Linked DNA regions of Homo sapiens: region 1 is linked to region 2. A link is an interaction called in ENCODE POLR2A ChIA-PET data of the cell type or tissue named here. Cell type or tissue: A673. All regions are shown on one strand. Each heading gives the region's core, and the rest is flanking DNA. Links, peaks and the distances in the headings are about the cores only.

What was found. Peaks named below come from ENCODE experiments on the same cell type or tissue, not always from the same donor. Only the 100,000 strongest peaks of a DNase experiment are listed, where the experiment ranks them.
Region 1: POLR2A ChIA-PET joins it to region 2 with 5 read pairs; 2 of 35 experiments call an interaction of 5 or more read pairs at or near these places.

The regions. Positions count from the first base shown.
Region 1 is chr6:17,755,465-17,761,340 of GRCh38, reverse strand. It overlaps a transcript of KIF13A not described here. Among named protein-coding and RNA genes, the nearest start is that of NUP153-AS1, 51 kb to the right of the region's middle. RefSeq lists a silencer at 4,737-4,939. In A673, for the core only: no CTCF peak of the experiment used is centred there; no DNase peak of the experiment used is centred there.
Region 2 is chr6:17,472,348-17,478,223 of GRCh38, reverse strand. The region is part of intron 4 of CAP2 (cyclase associated actin cytoskeleton regulatory protein 2); the gene reads right to left. Among named protein-coding and RNA genes, the nearest start is that of CAP2, 82 kb to the right of the region's middle. In A673, for the core only: no CTCF peak of the experiment used is centred there; a DNase peak (open chromatin) is centred at 2,293; H3K4me3 peaks cover 392 bases.

The DNA of each region.
Region 1 (5,876 bases), core at 325-5,324, 280 kb before region 2:
GGGGAGACCAGAGCAGGAAGATCGCATGAACCCAGGAGTTTGACACCATCGTGGGCAACATAACGAGACTCTGTCTCTACAAAAATTTAAATGTTTTTTTATTTAATGTATCTGCTACATTGGTTTTAATAAGTTGTTTTGACAGTTTAAAATTTTTTCTGAGAACCATAAGTTTGACTTTGTTCAAACCCCTGAAATGACTTAGACTGCACATCCAGAAGTCACTTTTTTTCCTTAATTTTTACTTTGGTTGTTGCTGTCATTACTTTTCCTTGAAACATCACCTCAGGGCTTTTACAATGTGGATTCCAGCACTGGATTCCATAATAAAACCAATCCTGTGGGTCCCTTCAGGAAGAGCCCCTTTCTTGTGATGGGTGTGGACTGGGCTGAGAGTAGGTGCTGTGGGTGGGGTGGGGAGGTGGGGATGAGAAGCATGAACTCACCAGCCTCTGCATTCCAGGGAGGCACAACCTCACGGTGAGAGCAGCAAGCACCCCTCCTCAGGCCACAGCTTGGCGTCTTTGTTCGCCTGGTCACCTTGGGCAAGCACCAGCCCCATCTCTAAAACATGCTGCCGCCTGGCTGGACCTCAGACCAGAAGCTGGAGAATCCACACCGTGCACTTCCTGGGCCACCTCCTTTCCCCTCCCCAGTGGGAGAAGCGGCACTTTGTCACTTGGGTGAATCAACAGCCTCTGCTTTTTCCAGAAAGCAAGAGAACTGAAAATCCTGGATTAACTAAGTGACAGTATTTTTTTTTGCACTTACTACACACCTCCACTGTATAGAAACCTCTACAGATTCCAACAGACTTTATTCTTGTACAATTTTAATCAGTTCTTACTGTAGAATCTGGAGTCAATGCTCTAATCTGTTTTTTATAAATAATATATATTATGTATATGAAATGTGTATCTATAGTATGTCTGGAGACAGACAAGGCTGCACACTAAAATGCAGATAAAGGTGATTTGTAGAAAATCATAAGGTACTGGACTTCGTTACAAAGCAACTTGGGCGATCTCTTATACATGAGCAGATGAAAAATATTTTATTGCCTAAGAATGAGCTTGCAAATCCCTCTTTGCAGAAAAGGTTATAGAATGCTGTTCTTTATAACCAAAGAACTTACATAAGACAACATTTTTGCTGTCCACTCTTTTGTGTGAACATGTATGTTTGACTGCAAGTTTGGTGCCATAATTCCCTTGGCTACCAAGCCACGTGCTGCCATTCTCTGTCCTTTGTTTCATAAGCACACTGAGAAATCTCACAGCTATATTCTTTGGTCTTCCACCTGCCCCTCCACCTGCTGACTTGACATTGTATTATAACTGTTGACAATGACTGGGGTCCTGACTCCACAGTTGCCTGGACCGTGGCTCAGCCCAGCTGGGCAGGTGGAATGAAGAGAGCCGTATTACTGTAAGAAAACACAAGGACAGCCAGGAGTAGTGGTGGGGTGGGTGGGGTGGGAGGTGTTGATTTTTGTGTGTTTCTGTGTGTGTGGTTTTGTTTTGGATTGGTAGGTTTCACTGTGGCGTGGTTTTGCTGTTGTTATTTTGCTTGATTCTGGAAAATGCTGAGGAGATGGACTGAGCTATGAAGTTCAATGGTTCACCCTTTACCATGTTTGCAGGAGATGATCGAATACAGATGACCCTGCTGTCGTGTCTTCATTTGTAAAATTCTCCTACAAATGGAGACATTGAAGGATTATGTGTATGGAAATTTTTACAAAATTCCTTTCTGTACCTATTCTGTAGATGCCTGTATAATCGGTCTGGATGTACAGCTATAAATGTGTTGTGAGAGCAAGAGAGAGAGAATGGGTAGAGCCTGCTGTACCTTTTTTCTTTTAAATTCTTCGAGTTGGTAAATGAGTAAGATATTGGAAACCTTAATGAAAAGCTGCTGTTCATGATTTGTGTGTATAGTGAGCTGACTGTAGTATTTTACTATTGTCTGTTAAAAAAAGAAAAACTGTAATTTATATCCCCTTTGAACTTTATTGTGTTTAATTGGTACACATTTCTGTGTGTGTGTGTGTGTATGTGTTTTAGAATACAAACTGTGTAATTCAGATTTTAAAACACTAATCATTTGTCTTTAATAACCCTGCCTTTAGTTTCAAATCTAACTTACCATATTTCTATGTGTGCATGTCTCTGCAGTGTTAAAAATAATAATATCAGCATTTATTAGGGGTCAACTGTGTATTAGGCACTGTTCTAAACATTTGATATTCATTATCTCATTTAATCCTCACAGCAACAGACCCATAGGTACTGTGGTCATTAAGTGTTTGACAAGTAGAAAACTGAGGCAGAGAAGTTACTGATGGAGCTGTAGCAAAGCCAGGATGCAGGCCACACTTCGCTTGTCAGTCTCTGTGTTCAGCCTGGTGACATGTCATGGACAGACAGGCCTTTTGAAAACTAGGCACCTTCAGAGGACAGAAGGGTGTGGTGAGTGTCACAAGTTCCAGACAGACCAATCCCATCGTGGTGGAGGGGGGCTATCTGGAGCAGGTAGGACATGGTGTGTTATACCTGTTCACGATGCTTAAATCTTTACAGCAAGCAGCAGTACCCTGCCACCTGTGAAATAGTGGCTAAAAGTAGCTTATTATAAAAATCTTATTTAAAAACAATTATTACAGCATCTTTTCAGAAAAATCTCAGCTGTTCACAATACCCTTTCTGAAGTTACAAAGAATTAGATCTAGCCTGTTCTGGACAGAAGGGTGCCCTGTATAGAGTTCCATGGGAAAGGAGAGAAGGGACCCAAAAAAATCCCAAAACTTATTTGAATTTTAGAGAATGGGTTTGGGAAGTGGAAAGCAGCTATTTAATATTTAAATAAAAGATGACAACTAAACGTATAGTTCAAGAGAAAATGAACAAATCATCATTCCTCTTGCTAGTATGAGACCAGTGGTATTCAGGTCAGTGACATTGTCATCTGTCATTATGACTAAGAACAAACTGGGTTTAGTTCATATTTTATTGGAGAGTTAGAGGCATGTGTTTAACAGTTATTTCCAAGATACAGTAGTGCCAGTGTCAGCACATTTGTTGATAGTTTTTGGACACACATTTTATCATAACAAAAATATAACCTTGTGTTTCTATGGCACCGACTTATGGGGAGAATAGCTGTTTATAAAAATACCTTTGGGGCTACGGCTCGAACTGCGTCCGCTAGCACAGGAGTGGGAGTCATGGGGACCAGCTGCAGCATTCTCATTGTGTCCTCCTGGGGAGAGGAAAGGGTCATTTGGAGCTGCCAGTTTCCCTTCCTGGGGGCCTTTGGGGGTTTGGTGAGAACTGGAAAGAATTTGCTCAAAGGGAAACCAGAAAAGAAGCAGCTCCTGGCTGGGCGACGTGGCTCACGCCTGTAATCCCAGCACTTTGGGAGGCCGAGGTGGGCGGATCACGAGGTCAGGAGATCGAGACCATCCTGGCTAACACGGTGAAACCGCGTCTCTACTAAAAATACAAAAAAATTAGCCGGGCTTGATGGCGGCGCCTGTAGTCCCAGCTACTCGGGAGGCTGAGGCAGGAGAATCGCGTGAACCCAGGAGGTGGAGCTTGCAGTGAGCCGAGATCACGCCACTGCACTCCAGTCTGGGCGACAGAGCAAGACTCCATCTCAAAAAAAAAAAAAAAAAAAAAAAAAGCAGCTCCTTACCTAAAAAGTTCATTTTGCCTCGGTTGTGAGTTCTTTCATTAAGAATAGATAAATTCTGGCCGGGCGCAGTGACTCACGTCTGTAATCCCAGCGCTTTGGGAGGCCAAGGCAGGTGGATCACCTGAGGTCAGGAGTTCGGGACCAGCCTGGCCAACATGGTGAAATCCCATCTCTGCTAAAAATACAAAACTTACCCGGGCATGGTGGTGCACGCCTATAGTCCCAGCTGCTCAGGAGGCTGAGGCAGGAGAATCATTCAAACCCGGGAGGTGGAGGTTGCAGTGAGCCGAGATCACGCCACTGCACTCCAGCCTGGGCAACAGAGTGAGACTCTATCTCAAAAAAAAAAAAAAAAAAAAAAAAAAAATATATATATATATATATAATTTCCATTATGCCACATGATTCAAAACCAAAGAATGTAGAGCCTGAAAAAAACCAACAGTTGGGAGTAGCTTCCTTGGGAATAATGCCGTCTGCTAGACCAGCTTTTCTAGGCACTACGTTCCTTTTTTTTTTTTTTTTTTTTTTTTTTTGGAGACAAAGTCTTACTCTCGTGTAGGCTGGAGTGCAGCAGCGCAATCTCAGCCTCACTGCAACTTCTGCCCCCAGGGTTCAAGCAATTCTCCTGCCTCAGCCTCCCTAGTAGCTGGGATTACAGGTGCCCGCCACCACACCCAGCTAATTTTTGTATTTTCAGTAGAGACAGGGTTTCACCATGTTGGCCAGGCTGGTCTCGATCTCCTGACCTCAGGTGATCCACCCACCTTGGCCTCCCAAAGTGCTGGGATTACAGGCATGAGCCACCACGCCTGGCCGACACTACGTTCTTTAAGGAACAAGGCTACGATCCATTTAAAGAAGATTTGTAACATCTAATAGGATACAAAGGAAATCATCGCTAGGTGACCATGAAGATTCTTTTTTTTTTTTTTGAGGCGGAGTCTCACTCTGTCGCCCAGGCTGGAGTGCAGTGGCCGGTCTCGGCTCACTGCAAGCTCTGCCTCCCGGGTTCAAGCCATTCTCCTGCCTCAGCCTCCTGAGTAGCTGGGACTACAGGCGCCCACCACCATGCCCAGCTAATTTTTGTATTTTTTAGTAGAGACAAGGTTTCACCGTGTCAGCCAGGATGGTCTCGATCTCCTGACCTTGTGATCTGCCCGCCTTGGCCTCCCAAAGTGCTGGGATTACAGGCGTGAGCCACTGCGCCCGGCCTGAAGATTCTTTGATTTTTTTTTAAAAAAGGCAAAAATAAGGTCTGGTTAGAGAATGAAAAATATCTACATCTCAGAACAACTCTATTTAATCTAAAAAGCTCCCTACAATTGCCAGCCTATTTGCAGTCTCTTAATATGCCCACTACCCTTTCAGCCAGTACATGAGAAAATATTTTTGGTCCCACAGGATATAGAAGATAAGATTTTTTTAATTTTTTTTTGGAATCTGTCACTGAATTATATTTCAGATGCAGACACTGTGGTATTTCCGTGTTTGTGATATTTACTGTGCAGTTTGTCGTTAACAACTTGCATGGAGTAGGGCGCCATAGAATTTGCCTTAGTGTTTCAGTTCAAATAGAGATCCTAATTCAAATGTCATAACTCAAATTCAAACACAGTATGCTTGTTGTAGAATTTATCAGGTTTGCTGATGATTCCTTTTTTATTAAAATTTTTGCGGGGATAATATATTGTAACAGTCTTTGCAGCTACAGAGAACAGGACAGGCCATCAGGGTATATTTCCCAAGTATCTGACCGAAAACCTAAGCAAGAGAAGTGAGACAAACCATCTAATCTGTATCCTCCCACTAACAGGCTGCGTCATTTTGGATTTCCGAGGTCCGTGTCCTTCTAAATAAAATGAGGAGATGAGACAAGAGCAGCGGTTCTCAAAGTGTAGTTGGAGAGGGGGCGGTCCTCAGACTTTCAATGATAGCCAAGGTCAAAGCTCTTTTTATAATACTAATACATCATTTGTCTTTTTCACTCTATTTCTTTCATGAGTATGGACAGGAGTTTTCCAGAGGCTACCTCACGTGTGATATTTTAACAGACTAAATGCACAGCAGCTTTGGGAATCCAGCTTTCATCTATTAAGTCAGACATTAGATTTACAAAAATGTAAAATAATGCCACTCTTCTCACTAAAAAAAATAAAAAATAAAAAGCCTGTAGGGTT
Region 2 (5,876 bases), core at 313-5,312:
GGCGGTGGTTGCAGTTAGCTAAGATCACGCTACTGCACTCCAGCTTGGGTAACAGAGCAAGACCTTGTCTCAAGGAAAAAAAGCAACCGAGGGGTCATTATAGGATTGCAATAGATACAGCCTATCTAAAAGAGTAAATGTTTATGACCCAAGCAACATAAAATTTTATATATTATACATAATTATTATTAATGATATATAATTAATATATTTATATATATTATATATATTTCATATATATGAAAAGTGGAAAATGCAAGAAGTAAAGTTAGTAATTATATAAGTTAAAACTCTGTTTAGGACATACCTGAACAACTAAACAAAGAACAGAAGCAAAGTTAAAAATTGTAATCATTAAGAAGAAACTAACAGTTACATGAAACAACCTAAATGACAGGATTACATTTAAATCACAGTTTCTTTTCAAGAAAAATAGATCTTCCCCCAAAATTAATCACAAAGATCTATGCTATTCCTTATATACATGGGAACAATAGTTTTTTCACAAGCAATCGATAGGTCAGGACATAATTATGGGGAGGTTTCAATGATGATCTTGTTAAGTATGAATCTCCTCTGTGCATCCCCTAAATATGGGGAGGAAACCCTCTTCCAGACTCCTTGAGTTTCTCTTACTGTAAAAAGTAATTAGGGTTGACTTTCCACAGACAGAAAGACAAGAGGAGGTTTTCAGAGACTCATTTAATAAGTGATCTTGGGAAAAGATCTTAATCATCTTAAATATCTGGGGTCTGGCTGGTTTTGGATGGTTTATTCATTTTGTCTCCTGTTGAGCACTCGTTATGAGCACTGGACACAGATAGTCAATGTAAAGGAAACAACTAAGTTTAGGGTAACCTGACTCAAAATAAAGGTGCAAAAATAAGTCAAGGAAATGAAAGTGGCCGGATGACATGCTGTAACAGCGCAGGCAGCCCTGCATCTCACAGTTACACTCTTTTCATTACTGCCTTGCTACTAATTAACACCTACACTTCAGCTTCCCTGCCTTGGAGGCTGCAAAAGATGGAGAAAGAAAGAAGAAAATAAGGCCGGGCACGGTGGCTCACGCCTGTAATCCCAGCACTTTGGGAGGCCGAAAGGCCGGGCAGATCACCTGAGGTCAGGAGATTGAGACCATTCTGGCCAACATGGTGAAACCCCGTCTCTACTAAAAATACAAAAAATTAGCTGGGAGTGGCTACACACCTGTAGTCCCAGCTACTCGGGAGGCTGAGGCAGGAGGATCACTTGAACCCGAGAGGCAGAGGTTGCAGTGAGCCGAGATTGCGCCACTGCACTCCAGCCTGGGCAGCAGAGCGAGATTCCATCTCAAAAAAAAAAAAAAAAAAAAAAAAAGAAGTAAGAAAATAAGACCAAAGCAGTTCAGAGAAGTATTGTGGGAAAAAGTTCTAAGGTGCATAGCCACATGATCAGCTCACAACTCCCTCCCTCATTCTAACTGACAAGCCACAGGGATAGGATTATCTTTCTCTATCCTCTCTCCTCACATACTTCCCGTTGTTCTCGTCTTTCTCCTTTTCCCATTTAAGCCTTGGGAGATGGCAGAACAAAGAAAAGTTGAATGAAAAGACCAGTGCCAAGGGAGCCCTCCCCAGTGCACTCCTGGGTACAGCCTCAGAATGCTGTGATTCTTTGATTGTTACTTCTGAAAAAGATAATCCAATCTCAAGCGTGGTATTAGAGAATTACAGAATGATTTTGAACATATCTGTCCAGGCCAGAGAAATGCTGTCAAGAGAGGAAAAGACAAGAGCTCTCACTTAATCACAAAAAACATTTTAAAAATATGGGTGGTCCAGTGCTTTTCTATGAAAAGACATTTCAAATTCTAAAGAGTCAAATAAAATTATTATTGATGATTATTTACTATGGCCATCCATCATCAGCTTCAGATAGGTAAGTTATGATATAGACTTTTTTATGAGCTGTACTGCAGTTAGAATTCATTAGCAACTCTTATAATCAACGTAAACACTGTATTTTAACCACTTTACAGGACATGGAGCCACATTTTCCCATTTTAAATAATCAGAAAGATTTTAGTTGTATCTTGGTTTGTATGATGTATAGTTTGTCCTGTCTGTGCTTAATTTGCTGTCAAGCTGGTAAAATATGAAGCTTCAAATTACAACCCTGCTCGTATGGGAAATATAATCCAATTATGACTATCCAAGAGGAATCCTGTACACATTCAACTATAGGATATTCAGCCAAAGAAAATGATGGGACTCCTGTTGTTCAAGTCATTTAAATCCAATTTGTGTGATGTGTTGGTCATTATTCTATATAGAGATTCCATCTGCACAGAGACAGGATAAACCCTGAAGTTCTTCTGCGCTGCAGTTTCTGTAGTTCAAGCTGCATAATTACCATCTTCAGAGGACTGACATTGGACATTCACAACAATTTCATTGCCTGAAGAAAGTACCGTTTTCCACAATTTACATGAAAACTCTGCACAGGGAAGAATCCATCTAATTGGAACATTTTTCAGCAGCATTTAAATATCAGGCCAGCTGGATCTCCACAGCCCATGTGAATTTAATCAGCACATTCTTCCCAGAACCTATATTCTATAATCATTGAAGGCTTGAGCGACATCTGTCACCCAAATCTGGTTGCCGTCATTTCTCATCGTTAGCGCCACACATCTAGAAATGAACCATTCCGTGGTCCCTTCCAAGGCATTCATTTAGTAAAAGGGGGTGTAAGAGAAACAAACCTTTGAAATGAAATGCCTCACCAACACTATCTCGCTTGTTCTTCTCTAATCTTCCCATTTCCCATAAGGAATACTCTTTCAAGGCTGATCCAGGACTTACATGTTACCAGTTATGCTGTCAATTGATAACTAAGTCCTTACCAAATACACCTCCAAATATCAAGTTCCTTTTCAGTAAAAGATAACAGCATCACCAAACGACAATGTCCCTCCTTCACTCAGTTCCCTTCCCTGAACCACTGTAATCCATGAACCTAGCTTTTCTTTCTTTTTTTTTTTTTTTGAGATGGAGTCTTGCTCTGCTGCGCAGGCTGAAGTGCAGTGGTGCGATCTCAGCTCACTGCAACCTCCGCCTCCCAGGTTCAAGTGATTCTCCTGCCTCAGCCTCCTGAGTAGCTGGGATTACAGGCGCACGTCACCACATCCAGCTAATTTTTGTATTTTTAGTAGAGACGGGGTTTCACTATGTTGGTCAGGCTGGTCTCAAACTCCTGACCTTGTGATCCGCCCGCCTCGGCCTCCCAAAGTGCTGGGATTGCAGGTGTGAGTTACTGTGCCTGGCCGAACCTAGCTTTTATTCCTCAAACAAAACAAGTGACTCGGAACCCGAGCCTCTCTTCTCATCAAACTTGGCATCTAATAAAAAATATTGTGAAGACCACAATATGTCAGAAAAGCAAAGAGATATCAACTCTAAAGATCCCTGAGGCTCTGCAAATCTTGTTGAGGGGATGGAAAATATGCACAAAAAAATAACAGTAGAAGTGTTTCTAAAATAACAGTTATTTCAGAAGTTACTTGTTGTTTGACAGAGACTACTACATAGGTGCTGAGGAAGTTCAAATAACATCATCCCGACCTTATTTTCCAAAGTATGTTCTCATACAAATGAAATAATAGATGCAGACGTGCTAAGTGCTCTGACTACTATAGAGTAGGCATGCGATAAATACTTAGTGAAAGAAAAGCCTGAAAAATAAATTAATGGAGTTGAGGAAATTAAAGAGGGCTGCAGTATGTAAGATGAACAAGGCCTGACAAAGATCTGAAGCAACTACTTACAGGCAAATTTATCTAACAAACGATTCCAGATATGGAAACACTAGTTCTCAAAGCAGTGGATGAACCAAAACCTGACATGCCCATTTTTTTTTTCCTGTTTAGTTATGGGAAAAAAATATCAAACAAGAAGGACATTTTCGAGGTGTTTGCCACTATAAACTTAAGCATGAAGCTGCACTAGGGGAACGGATTTGGAGAATAGAACAAAAAAAAAAAAAAAAAAAAAAAAAGACTGTTTTTTTCCTCTGTCTTGATTAGTTTGAAAAATGTCTTTCCTCTTAAATAAACAGACATCAGCTAATCAGGGGAGGGGCTAAAAAATGGAAAATGGTAAACTTTGGTCTTTATTATTCTGGCAATGTTGACTAGCTAGTTCAAAATTTTGTTTTCAAATCTCTGGAAGGCAGAGTGTATTTCAATTAGCTTGGTTTACAGCAGTTTGTCTTCTCCTAAAGACAATTATATAAAATTTATTTAGATTATTTGTAGTTTTAGTACTTATGGAAGTGCCTGCATTTTCAATTAAGAGCTAAATATACAAATTAAAAGTACTGCACAGTGAAGCTTCAATCGAGCCCTCACTGGTTGGTGCACATAAACACTAATATCAAATGATGGTTTTGTCATGTGATCCACCCCCCAGCACATACAAATATAGAACATGACCATAAAAAGTAACGAACCATGCCCTCTGCTAAGTAATTTATGACAGCAGATCCAGACTGGAATGCCAGCTGGAATTACCTTCTCCTTGCCTTCAATTTTCACATATACAGCTTTGTACAGATGACAGAAGCTATGTTCTGCAAAGAGGATCTAAGTTAAGGCTGCTGAAACAATTAACAAGTAGCAAATCCAAATAAAAGGTCAAAATATGTTTGGCTTTTAAAAAGATTTGTTGAATGACACAGTGACCTCTTTCTAAATTACTTTTTGATTCAGGTCATGAGAGAAAAACTTGCAACTCTTACACTTTTTATATCAGATTGATGGTGGCTAAGCAAGCAAATATTGAGCTTCACAGTGTAAAATGATAGATCGTTGATAATTATTTTATTAAAAACACAAAGTGACCTCAATATTTAACTAAATGGAGAATAAAAAATTCCCTAGTCAAATATTAGTACATACACAGTTTTATCATTTATGTAGCATTTGCCATCAAGGCAGTCTGGAATTCTAACGAACTTAGTATGGAACAGTTGATCAAACAAAGGATATTATCCTTCTTTATTAACCTTTACCCCTCAGATAATCTCTTGAATCCCCAGGGTGTGATAACCACCTCACTTCCTTTGGGCAGCCATTCATTATCTAATTCATGTCTTATACAAAGAGAGATGAGCTAATGTGCCTTATCAGATTAAAAAAAAAAAAAGGTCACCATGAGTGATGTTCCAACAGGACAGGATCTTAGCAAATCCCTTCTGCCTCCACAGTCCTGGGTTTCTAAATACCTATAAAGCTACCAACTCATAGTCACAGCTCACAGGCTCACCCACAGCTTTATGTTGCTAAAGCAAACAGTCTGGGCAGAAGAATGACAGAATTACTCTCTTTTCTGATTACCTCCCTCTCTGCATCCTGATAAACTAATGATTAGCTTTCCTGTTGGGATTCAGCCCTGACTGGGTAGCTTCAGGCTGTCAACTCAAGCAAACCCTGATGATATCACACAAACCCCTGCCTCTCCTTCCTTCCTTGGTGTTTTATTGTGTGTTAACCAGCATCTACATCCAGCACGGGCAGTAGCCGTCACATGCTAGCCACCATGTAATTACCAAGGTAATTCTCTTGCCATTGGAAGGCTCATAGGAAAAGGAAAAAAGCCTTCTTTTTGCCTCACTTCTCCACCTTCTGCTACTCAGAAAGCTGCTGTTTACATAAAAGCAATCTTGTAAGTATCAGAATGCAATTGGTTTTTACCTATACTACATAAATTATATTTAAGCAGATATTTTAGTTGAACTTAAACTAATACACTTCTCCAGAAATTAAAAGCATATATTGCCTTTGGGTGCTTTTGTGTTGGTAGTGAAGAGAGCCAACCCATTCAGCACTATTTTTT